2 separate regions of the Homo sapiens genome follow, and region 2 is linked to region 1. A link is a loop called in an ENCODE intact Hi-C map of the cell type or tissue named here. Cell type or tissue: pancreas. All regions are shown on one strand. Links, peaks and the distances in the headings refer to the core of each region. The heading gives the core; the rest is flanking DNA.

The links. A loop is a pair of places that touch in the nucleus more often than their neighbours do. Peaks named below come from ENCODE experiments on the same cell type or tissue, not always from the same donor. Only the 100,000 strongest peaks of a DNase experiment are listed, where the experiment ranks them.
Region 2: it touches region 1 in a loop (2.2-fold over the local background); 15 of 110 quality-filtered maps call a loop at or near these places.

Annotation. Positions count from the first base shown.
Region 1 is chr13:92,072,237-92,078,263 of GRCh38, forward strand. All of the region lies in intron 6 of GPC5 (glypican 5), which reads left to right. Among named protein-coding and RNA genes, the nearest start is that of GPC5-AS2, 280 kb to the right of the region's middle. In pancreas, for the core only: no CTCF peak of the experiment used is centred there; no DNase peak of the experiment used is centred there.
Region 2 is chr13:91,952,369-91,958,395 of GRCh38, forward strand. The region is part of intron 6 of GPC5 (glypican 5); the gene reads left to right. Among named protein-coding and RNA genes, the nearest start is that of GPC5-AS2, 400 kb to the right of the region's middle. In pancreas, for the core only: no CTCF peak of the experiment used is centred there; no DNase peak of the experiment used is centred there.

The sequences.
Region 1 (6,027 bases), core at 1,421-3,920:
TTGGCTAATTTTCTGCTAATTTTAATTTTATTATTATTATTATTTTTTGAGACAGATTCTCCCTCTGTTGCCCAGGCTGGAGTGCAGTGGTATGATCTCGGCTCACTGCAACCTCTGCCTGCTAGGTTCAAGGGATTCTCCTGCCTCAACTTTCCAAGTAGCTGGGACTACAGGCGTGCACCACCATGCCCAGCTAATTTTTGTATTTTTAGTGGAGACGGGGTTTCACCATATTGGCCAGGCTGGTCTCGAACTCCTGACCTTGTGATCCACCTACTTCAGCCTCCGAAGTGCTGGGATTACAGGCGTGAGCCACTGTGCCTGGCCACTAAATTTTTTTTTTTTTTTTTTTTTTTATACAGAGTCTTACCCTCTTGCCCAGGCTGGAGTGCACTGGCATGATCTCGGCTCATTTCATCCCCCACCTCCCATGCTCAAGTGGTTCTGGTGCCTCAGCCTCCTGAGTAGTTGAGATTACAGGCATGTGCTACCACACCCAGTTAATTTTTTTATTTTGTAGTAGAGGTGGGGTTTATGTTGGCCAGGCTGGTCTTGAATTCCTGCCCTGAAGCGATCTGCCCACCTGGGCCTCTCAAAGTGCTGGGATTACAGGCATGAAGCACCATGACCAACCAAGAGTTAATGTTACTTTTAAAATAAATCAAAAGAGCAAAAATTATCTGACATAAACCGACAAAAGAAAACAGCAGTCTACTATTAAACTTAATAAAATTTAAGGCAAAATTATTTTATTTGGGATTTTGGATTTGCTTGTGTTTTCTCATCTTACTTAAACCTACCTCTTTTTCATGACTGTATTTCTCACCATCACTTTTCCCTCTACAAGCTAACTGCTCTAGATTTTTAAAAGGTCATGGCTCTTCTGTCTTTTTTAGTGTAAAAAAGGGGAAATTTCCTAATTTTCATATTTCTTGTGTTAAATTCTTTTCATAAGTACATTATTTTTGAATTCTGAATATTTTGTTAAGTTAGATGATTGTTCAAAATCAGTTTGCTTATTCATAACTATAGAAAGATGTAGATTTAAGCCCTGCTTTTGCAACAGAAAAGCCAGAGGGCCATAGCTTGTCCTAGTTTCTAATTGAACCCAATAAGCTTTCTTTTTCTCTCAACTTTATCCAGGAAGCATCATTTTATATACAGATTTCTGATCCAGTCTTCAGGGTTTCCAAGGCATTAATCAAGCATGGCTTTACTGGACAAATGTAGGGCCTTCTGTGTCTTTAATATTGGACTTTCTATGTCATACAGTCAGTATCTTTGGTCTAGTTCTTCGCAGTGTTCATATCTCACTGGTTTAGATATAATTGCCTGCTGCAGGATGATGACTTTCCTACGTGAATCTTCCTGAGTTTCATTATTGATGGTATACGATGTCTACCATCAATGGTATACCATGTATACCAAGACAAATATTTCTTCACTCTTCTTGAGGTCTCTGTATACTGCTTGGTTCAAATAATATGGAGTTACCCATTATAAACTCATTTACAATGAAGTCAGTTGTAGCCCTGTATGGTTTCGCTGTGTCCCCACCTAAATCGCATCTTGAATTGTGGTTACCATAATCCCCACGTGTTGTAGGAGGGACCCAGTGGGACGTAATTGAATCATGGGGGCTGTTACTCCCATCCTGCTGTTCTTGTGATAGTGAGTTCTCATGAGAGCTGATGGTTTTATATGGGTCTTTTCCCTCTTTGCTCTGCATTTCTCCTTCCTGCCATCATGTGAAGAAACATGTGTTTGCTTCCCCTTCTGTTCCCTTTTTTTCCTTTATTTATCGATTTGAGTGTCATTCAGTTCAACGCGAATTTTGTGAACAGCTGGTGTGTGGTCAGCCCAAGGCTGAAACATCGTGAGTGAATACATTGAGGACACAAGTTTTGTGAACAGTGGGAGCAGAAGCCAAATCGCTGTAGATGGAGGAGAGAGCAAGAGTGGACAACCTGCACGAAGTTGAGCTATGTAAACAATGGGGTAAGAAAAGTCAGGGGTGTTAGAGGAAGAGAAGTGAAAGTTGGATACCACAGCTTATAATGAGAATAGGAATTGGTAAAAATGTCAAGGCAGGATAAATAATATATGTTTAGAGATTTAGTACAGGAGCCATTTGACTTCTCTGCTCTTTGAGACAGACGTGAATTGATAGAGATACAGGGAAAGTGTATTTGAAGTACAAGAAACAGCATGTATCTAGAAAACCAAAACACAGAGGGTATAAGTGTGGGGGAGCTGTGAATATTCCAACTTTGGCCACAACATTGGGTAGATATCATAGTTGGCCAGTAATGAAAACTTGTCTAAAAGTGTATGTTTATGTCACACTGTGATAAAGAAGTATGTAATTCATTGGTTTATTTTAATCCCAGTTCTTGATTTTCCTGAATTATTGAGTATCGTGAGACAATGACCCATCTTAAGAAGTTCTAAGGAAGGTAGGCTAATATGCAGGAAGGTATTTGTAACCCTCGAAACTCATTGGAGACACCTCACTAATGTATGGTAACCAGAATAATAGGAGGGTAGGAACTAAGCCAAAAATCAAAGTGATTCCTTCGCACATCGCTACCTGACTTCTTCAGCTTTGCTTAAACTCTGCCATCTGCTGGTGCAGCAGCAACTTCCTCCTAATAGTGTATGTTCACACTGAGTATTGGCACATAGTTTCTGCATCATATAGGATTAAATTTCCTGTTTATTTTTTATTTTTGCTTTGTATTGTATTGTACTTTGGTTCACTTATTTGCGTTTAGTCCAGATCATGATTCTCATAGGTTATAAAAATTTTGTGCATATGCCTGTTTTGAAATTTTTTTCTTATTTGTATATCCACAGAATGCTTGAAAGATTCCTTTACCCAATGCCAAAAAGAATCCACTTAACACATTCTGCTGAGGCCTTTATATTAGTACATGTTAACTTTAAGTGGGAATGTTCCAACATGTGACATACTGTATGTGACGAAAAAATGTTCTTAGAAAGATTCTCATCTCAAGCAAAATTTATACTGGAGACACTGTCTGCAATATCAAAGACTTCACTATTTTCAACTCACAGTTTACTAAAGAGGATAATTAGAGAGGTACTCTAACATTAGCAACAAAACAGCATTTGAAGTTCATGACACTTGATAACGGAACCTCTGTATTTCTTAGTCTCTAGCACCATTTCATAGATTGTACTAAGTTATCAGAGGAGATGAGACATATATTTGACCCAATTCTAAAAATTTAATATAATCAATATTTACCTATAAGGTACGTTAATTGTATTAATACATGTCAAGTCTCAAGATAAATTCTGAATAAAAATTTTTCAGTTAAGTATTGCAAATATTTTTATCATTAAATTTTTAATACATAAGAGATTATCTGTGTAACATATTAAAATGTATGTCATATCATGACAAAAGATTTCTCTATTGGAACATCTTTTATTTAACTGGCTTATTATTATTTCTGGTTGGTGAGTTTAAAAGATTGCAATCTTTAATTTTATTTAGCTAAGTGATTTGTTGCATTTTAAAATCAGTAGATAATATATGTATCATCTTAGTCTTAATTTATAAATATATGACATTTCAATAAAATTCTTGAAGCCAATCAATAAAATTAATTAAGCTTTAAATTCTAGGCTATCTGAAGCTAATTGATTATTGTATTTCTTTATTATTCTTGAAGGGAAAAGCAGACAGTTTTGTATCAAGATGCTGATTTTCTAAAGTGAGAAAAATTAATTTTAAAACTTAAATTGTGTGTTCAATATCTGTGTGAGATCAGATAAACCATGTGTCTTAGAGAGGGAAAGTTTCGAAAGTATAATTTTTTTTTTTTTTTGAGACGGAGTCTCGCTCTGTGGCCCAGGCTGGAGTGCAGTGGCGCTATCACTGCAAGCTCCGCCTCCCGGGTTCACGCCATTCTCCTGCCTCAACCTCCCGAGTAGCTGGGACTACAGGCGCCCACCACCATGCCTGGCTTATTTTATTTTTTATTTTTTGTATTTTTAGTAGAGACGGGGTTTCACCGTGTTAGCCAGGATGGTCTCGATCTCTTGACCACCTGCCTCGGCCTCCCAAAGTGCTGGGATTACAGGCGTGAGCCACCGCGCCTGGCGAAAGTATAATTTTCATAGTTTCTTATTTATCTGTATTTTCCTATATGATTTTTGTTGAATTGTTTTAAATTTATTTTACATTAATTGCCAAATATCTGAATTCATGAGCCACAGGTTGAAGACCACTGAAGAATATAAATAAATAAAATTGGTAGCTCATTGTTTTGCAATAACTTGTGAGGACTAAGCTCAGATTTTTTTTTTTTTATCTTGCCCAAATTCCTACTTAAGGAGTCTGGGGAGTCATCCCCTACAAACCATGAATTCTCATCAGATGGATTTTTTTTTTACCCTATATAGCATGACTTACTTTGCAGTCTGACTCTGGCATGACATTATGTGACAAAGAAGAAAGTAAAAAAAGTTTACCCCAAAAGCAAGTTTCTTTGAAATGGTCCTGCAAAGCTGTCCTTTGTTGGGGGATATATGCATCTGTAAAGAATCTCTATTAACATAGCTAGATCTTTTTCTTCCAGGCCCTCCCAATCCTGAAGAAATTAAGTAAAATTCTAGCACCTTTTAAAGGCCTGAATAGGAAATATTTGTTATCTATTATCTCTAAGGGCAGCCACTATAAGACTTCAGAAGAACCTTGGTATCCACAATCTTTTAGCTTAACCTGAACATGCCCTTTCCTTTGATCCCAGGTCTTCAGACAAACTCAACCAATTGTCAATTGGAAAATGTTTAAATTTACCTATAGCCTGAAAGCCCCACCCCCTGCTTTGAATTGCCCCGCCTTTCTGAACCAAACCAATGTATTTCTTAAATGTATTTGATTGATGTCTCATGCCTCCCTAAAATGTATAAAACCAAGCTGTACCCCAACCACCTTGGGCACATGTTCTCAGGACCTCCTGAGGGCTGTGTCATGTGCCACGGTCACTCATATATGGCTCAGAATAAGTCTCTTAAAATATTTTACCGAGTTTGACTCTTCATCAACACCTGTTCTATTGAATGAACTGGATTTCCACTGTTAATATTACCCTAATGTAAAAAGTAGTGAGGTAACAGACTTTTTGTCAGCCTTGTACTTACAGAGTAGATGACTCTGTGATCTGAGCCCTAATTCCTAACAGGGGATGCTTTGGAATGAATAAATGCAGAGGTACCTTGAACTGGAGGTTGGCCCCGTTTCATGGTAGCATTTTCCCAGAATACATGTCTCCATAATAAAAAGAGTTCCTGAATGGCAGATGAAGGTATCCAGTCATAAAGCCAAGAGATAAGCCACCCATTCCAGAATTGCTGCTTCCTCCTTGATCTGCAATGATCAAGTGGCAACTGTGAGTCAACAGGTTGTACGGTGCACAGAAGGGATGATCTGGCTGAGTGCAGAAAGTCTGCAAATGTGTGGATAAGAGAGCAAAGGAAGAAGTCCTAAATTGAGGAGAAACTGTCCTTTAAGGACAGGAAAAGGAAAATGAGCAAGAAGAATAGACGACTTTGAAAAGAAATGAAGCTGGAAATCTAACATCATAGCCTAATCCCTAAATACCCCACAGATATTAGAAGAATGCCAAGCATTGCTGAACTTGATAGACGTAGATATAGATAGCTAGGTAGATACAGAGGTTGAGATAGATAATAGATAGGCAGATAGATAGATATACATACATACATACAGGCATACGTAGATACATAGGTAGCTACATAGATACATAGATGTATTGAATTGTACACATACACATGTGTATACATCATATATACCTAAGTATGAGAGAGACAAGTGAGATACCAAATTATAATTAGCTAAAGACCATTTACAATACCCTGTACAAAGAGAAATATCTAAAGTGTTTTTGGATAATTAATTCCATATTCTTTAGCAATTCATCCAATTTCCCTCTGGAAGAGATTCAGGACAAAGACATTTCACGTCATTTTACA
Region 2 (6,027 bases), core at 1,313-3,812, 120 kb before region 1:
CCCTGCAATTAAACCTCAAAGCCAGAGTGTGATCCTGAATCTGTCTGCTTCCAAAGCCTGTGCTTTGCATATCAAATCAAAAGTTCTTCAGAACATGGCCCTGCTCTCACAAATCCATATTGGCAGATAAATACAAATATCAATAATATAGTGTAATAAGCAGTATGTTTGCAGAGATATATAAACAAACCAGAAACCTTGAGTTACCAAAAAGAATCTCTGGGAATGAAGCAATAAGGATCCCCCAATGAGAGTATATGCTTGAGAAGTGTAGGAATAGGTTTTAACAAATACAGAAGAGAATTTTTTCCAGGTCTACAGGTTCAAAAGCAAAGGAGAGGCCTATTATTTCAGGCACATTCAAGAAAAAAAATACGTAGTTTGATAATCCCTGAACAAAAAGATACATTAGATAAATATATGGAAATAGAGAGGTTGGCTAAACTGAAACTGTGAATGCCATGCTGGATGTATTGGACTCTTTCCTTTGGGAAATGGAGAAATTTTGATGATGTATTACTCTGTTTTGTATTTTCAAATTCATCCTCTAAATGTCAGAATTTAGAGGATAAATTGGATCAGTGGGATTTAAAGCAGATAATTAGACAATTATTGGCTTAATTCAACAAAAAGATAACTTGGTGTCCTGGAGAGGACAATAAAAATGAATATTAGAGACTTTTAAAAGTAATATAATCTTAAAACTTTGCCACTAATTGCAAATGGGATGAGGAAAATTAAATGCTCGAAGTTGATGTCAAGATTTATGGCTTACATGGCATAGTTTTATCAACAGAGAAAGGAAACAAGCTAGCAAGCACACTTGGGGTAAGGTCATTGGCTAATTTTGCAGATATGTTGAGTTTGATGTTTTTGAGCTGGACCTGATGAATATTTAGAAATCTGGGAATTTGAAGTTAGGAGTTATTTTTGAAATTGCTTCTTGGTAAGCCTGAGAACTATATTTCCAAGAATTCCTTGCCAGGAGAGTTTAGAAATTTAAACTGATTCTTGCTGTGGGTTGGACTCTATGTCACCCCTCTGAGGATAAAGCTGAAATTGTAGTAGCTACCGAGTATGTACAAACCAAATTACAAAATAAAATTGGTAAATCTCTTCTAAAATCAATCAAGGGAAAAATGATAGAAGACACCAATTAACTTGTAAAGAATAAAAAAAGGGTACATTGCTAATAATAGAATGTAATTATAATAGGATTGCCCTAGTTCATTCGGGCTGCTATAATAAAATACAATAGATTGGTTAGCTTATAAACAAAATAACTTAATTTCTAATAGTTCTGGAGGCTAGGGAGGTCCAAGATCAATGTGCTGACAGATACTAAATCTGGAAATGTTCCATTTCTTGGTTTATAAATGGGCCCTTCTTGCTGTGCCTTCTCATGGCCAAAGGGCCTAGCTAGTACACTGGACCTCTTTCATAAGGGCACTAACCACAATTATAAGAGCTCTGCCCTCATGGCCTAATCACCTCCCAAATACCACACCTCTTAATATCAACCGCTTGGTGGTTTGGATTTTACAATATGAGTTTTGGGAGAACACAGACATTTGGACAATGGCAAAGATATAAAGAATAACTCTATGCCAACATGCATGAACAATTACATACACATCAAGAAATTTTTAGGAAAAAAAACTTTCTTATGTTGACAAAAAATTATGAATGGTTCTATATTTGTTATAGTAATTTATTCTGTGATTTAAAATCTTTAAATCTTAAAAAGATACAATTCCATAAGGCTTCACTAGTAAGGTTTTGCAACCATTTTAGGAAGGCATGACATCGTTCTCATACCAAGTATGCTAAAGATAAGAAAAAGGGATGGCTAGTCCCAACATATTTTATAAAGCCAGCATATAATTTAAATTAAAGAATGTTAAAGAGATTGCAAGAAAGAAAAATAACAGCCCATTTTCTCTATGAATAATTACTTCAGATCCTAAACAAAATATGTGTAACAGGAATCGGTGATATATTGAAATAATAACACATACAGACCAATATTGTTTTATTCCAGAGATGCAAGCTTGGTTTGATATTCAAATAACAATTCGTATAGGCATCAAAATAAATACAAATAAGCAAAGTAGAGGAGAAAATGTATATGCATAAGCAACTCAGTAGAAACATAACAATATTTGATAAAATTTAACTTCCACGTATAAAAATTAGACACTACTACTAAGGGGAAATCCCTTAACATGATAAGTTTCTAAAAAGAAAATCCATGAACAAACTCCAAAGGCTGTAATTAAATGTAAATAATTAAAAGATTTCTCTTGATATTTGAAATGCAAAAAACATACTTTAAGTACTAATTCTGTTCCATAATTACTGTAGTAGATACTCAATAAAATAAGACTGATATCTAAAAAACCCAAAAATGTAAGGATTAAAGAGAAATAAAATCACTCTTACTGACAAATGATGCAATTGTGTATCTGTAAAATCCCTAAAATTTCCAAAGCTAATCATGATTATAATTAATAACTGATTTTAGCAAGACTATTGGATATAAGCTTAATTTCATAAAATCATATTCCTCATTTCCAACAACATACTTTTGAAAATATTTTAAAATATACCATTAAAATGCCATTAAAATATCAGATAATTAGGAATTAATCTAACTGAAGATATACAAGATGTATAGCATGAGACTATATGACATTGAGAGGAATTAAATGAGATCTGAATAAATGCAGGAATAGATCATGTCCCTGGACTAGAAAACTCAATATTGTAATATTGTTTATTCTCCAAAAATTAATCTGGATATTCAGTAAAATTCCAGTAAAATTTAATCTATGTGTGTTTATGTATTTAAATTGGCAAGCAGATTCTAAATCAATTGGAGGAACGCAAATAGCCAAGAACACTCAAATTTTAAGAAGTACAAAGTTAGAAGACATTATGCTTCTGCATAGTAATACTTATTATAAAGCGGTATTAAATGTTATATTGTGGAAGATGGCTGACTAGATTAACCTGGTACACATCTCCTGGACAACGAAGAAGCAAAATAGCAAGTAGATAATCACACTTTGAATAGACGATGTAAGAGAAAATGCTGGAATAAAACAGAGAAATGACAGGAAACACCCAAATCAAGGAAGAAGAGGGAAGCAAGGCAGCCTGGTTAGCCACCTGGGATTTGTTGGGAGCCCACAGAGGCACCCCAACTTAGGGAAAGGGTAAGTGGGAGACCCCCAGTGGTCCCATTCCCACTCCTAGCCATGGGAAAGCCCCTCAACCCTCATGGGCCCTAAGACTAACACAGGGAGCTTCTGAGAGACTGTACAACAGCATTCCTCCAGAGGAGCATAATAGCTTGTGCTGCATTCCACACTCTCCCTGAATTTTAAGCAGCTGCAGCATGGTGCCATTTGAGATCTCAGTCCCCAACAGACTGTATCCTGTCCTGTGGCTAAACACATCGCTACAACTCTGGAGCCCCATTGATATCACCTGCCTGCAGTGACAGTTGCAGCTGGTTACTACCAGCAGGGTCAAAGCATGAGCAGTTTACAAGCACCCTGAGGACAGCCTATGCAGCCTGCAGCTGCCACCTATGGCTGAAGTACACACTCTCCAGCTGCCTGCCTACAGTACATCTGCTGCCACTGAAAGCCAACCACCCTCCCCAGCCACTGCTGCTCCAACCAGAACATTTCACCAGGGGCTTGAGAATCACCTCCCCAGTGCCTACCACAGCCACCACCTGTATGCAGCACTGGGGAGCCTGAAGACAGGCCCACCCAGTTCAGTTTTCTCCCCCCCACCCCAATACTCAAGCATGCCACCTGGTGGCATGGATCTTGCCCAGCCTTGTGCACAACTATTGGCTCCTGAGTGCTTTTTCCAGGAGCAGGAGGTTGGGCCCACCCAACCTGCCATTGTCATCACAGCTGGCACCCACCAGCATGCATTACTTATGGGCCTGGGGACTGGCCTGCCCAGCCCATTGCAGCTCCCATCAACACCAATAAGGACCTCTTGGGAGGCACAGGGTTTTCCTGCCACTGCTGCTGCCATTGCTAATGCCATGTCATACTGCCTAGAAGCTTGAGGATCCACTACCTGCCTGGCCCACAGCTGTCACTGTAGCACCCAAGAAAGCCGCCAGAAATGGCCTGCCTGTGCCCACTAAAACTGTATACACCATCCTGGATCCCAAGGAAAGGCATGCTAGGCCCACTGTTTCCACCACTGGGGCCTGGAGACTGACCTACCTGGCATCCCTATCTCCAGCAAGACTTTACCACAGCTTCCTCTAATGACTGCAAGGCACTAAGGAAATCAGAGACAATACTACCCTGTTTACAGCTGAAGAAATCATATGGAAACTACACTAATGTGCACACCCAGAATCAAAGCCAAAGTACCCTATCCAATTATTAATAACACCAGAGATACATTATCAGGAAAAAGTCCTTCCCTGTGAAAGCAAATTTTAAAAATAGGAAGAAGGGGCTTGTAAAAGAGATGTGAAGATATCAAAGTAAGGACACAAGAAACATGAAAAAGCAAGGAAATTCAACACCTCCAAAGGGACACAATAATCTTTCAGGAACAGGTTGCAAGCAAAAATAAATTTTTGAAAACCAAGAAAAATAATTCAAAATAATGATATTAAATAAGCACAGTGAGATGCAAGAGAACAGAGAAAGACATTACAAAGAAACCAGAAAAACAATTGAGGATATAAATGAGAAATTTACCAAAGAGGTACATATCATAGTAAAAAAATGGAAATTCTGGGACTGAGGAATTCATTGAATTAAATTTAAAAAGTACATTTGAAACTTTCAACAATAAACTATATCAAGCGGAAGAAAGAATTTGAGAACTTGAAGACAAGTCTTTTGAAATAACTCAGAAAAAGATTTTGTAAAAACGTTTTTAAGTGAACAAACCCTATATGACATGTGGAACACCATAAAGCAACCAAATATTCACATTTTAGGTATCCCAGGAGGTGAAGACAAAGGGAAAGGAATAGAAAACCTATTTAATGAAATAATAGCTGAAAATTTCCCAAATCAGCTCGAGATTTAGATATCCAGATACAGGAAGCTCGGAGATCCCCAAATACATACAATTCAAAAAGGTCTTCTCTATGGCAAATTTCAAAAATCAAATACAAAGAGGGATTGTAAAAATAGCAAGAGAAAAGCACTTAGTCACTTATAAAGGAACAATCAGCAGATTTCTCAGCAGAAACCTTACAGGTCAGGAGAGAATGGGATGATATATGCAAAGTGATGAAAGAAAAAACTATCAGCCAAGGATACAGCAAAGTTATCCTTTATAAATAAAGGAGAAACAAAGTCTTCCCCAGACATACAAAAGCTGAGTGGATTTTTCACCACTAGACTAGCCCTATAAGAAATATTTAAGGGAGTCCCACACCTGGAAGCAGGAGGATGATATCTACCATCATAAAAACACATGAAAATTTAAACCCCCGGTTAGAGCAAACATTACGAAAAAAGGAAAAGAAAAAACTCAAAAATTACCACTACAGAAGATTACCAAAGCACAATGATAAAAAATAAGAGAAAGAAATGAACAAAAGATAAACAAAACAACCAAAAATCAATTAATAAATGACAAAAATGAGCACTCACATATTGATAATAACCTTGAATATAAACATATTGAACTGCCCACTTAAATGATATAGACTGGTTGATTTTTTTTTTAAAGAAAGCATGATTCAACCATATACTGCCTACAAGAAACTCATCTCACCCCTAAAGACACATATAGACTGAAAGTAAAGTGGGGGAAACAGATACTCCATGCAAACATAGACCAAAAAACTAGCAGAGGTAGCTATACCTATGTTAGATAAAACAGATGTTAAGTCAAAAACTGTAAAAAGAAAAAAAAAAAGGTCATTATATAATGATAAAGGGATCAACTCAGCAAGAGGATATAATAATTCTAAACATATGTGCGCCCAAGGTCAGAGCACCCAGATATTTAAAGTATATTATT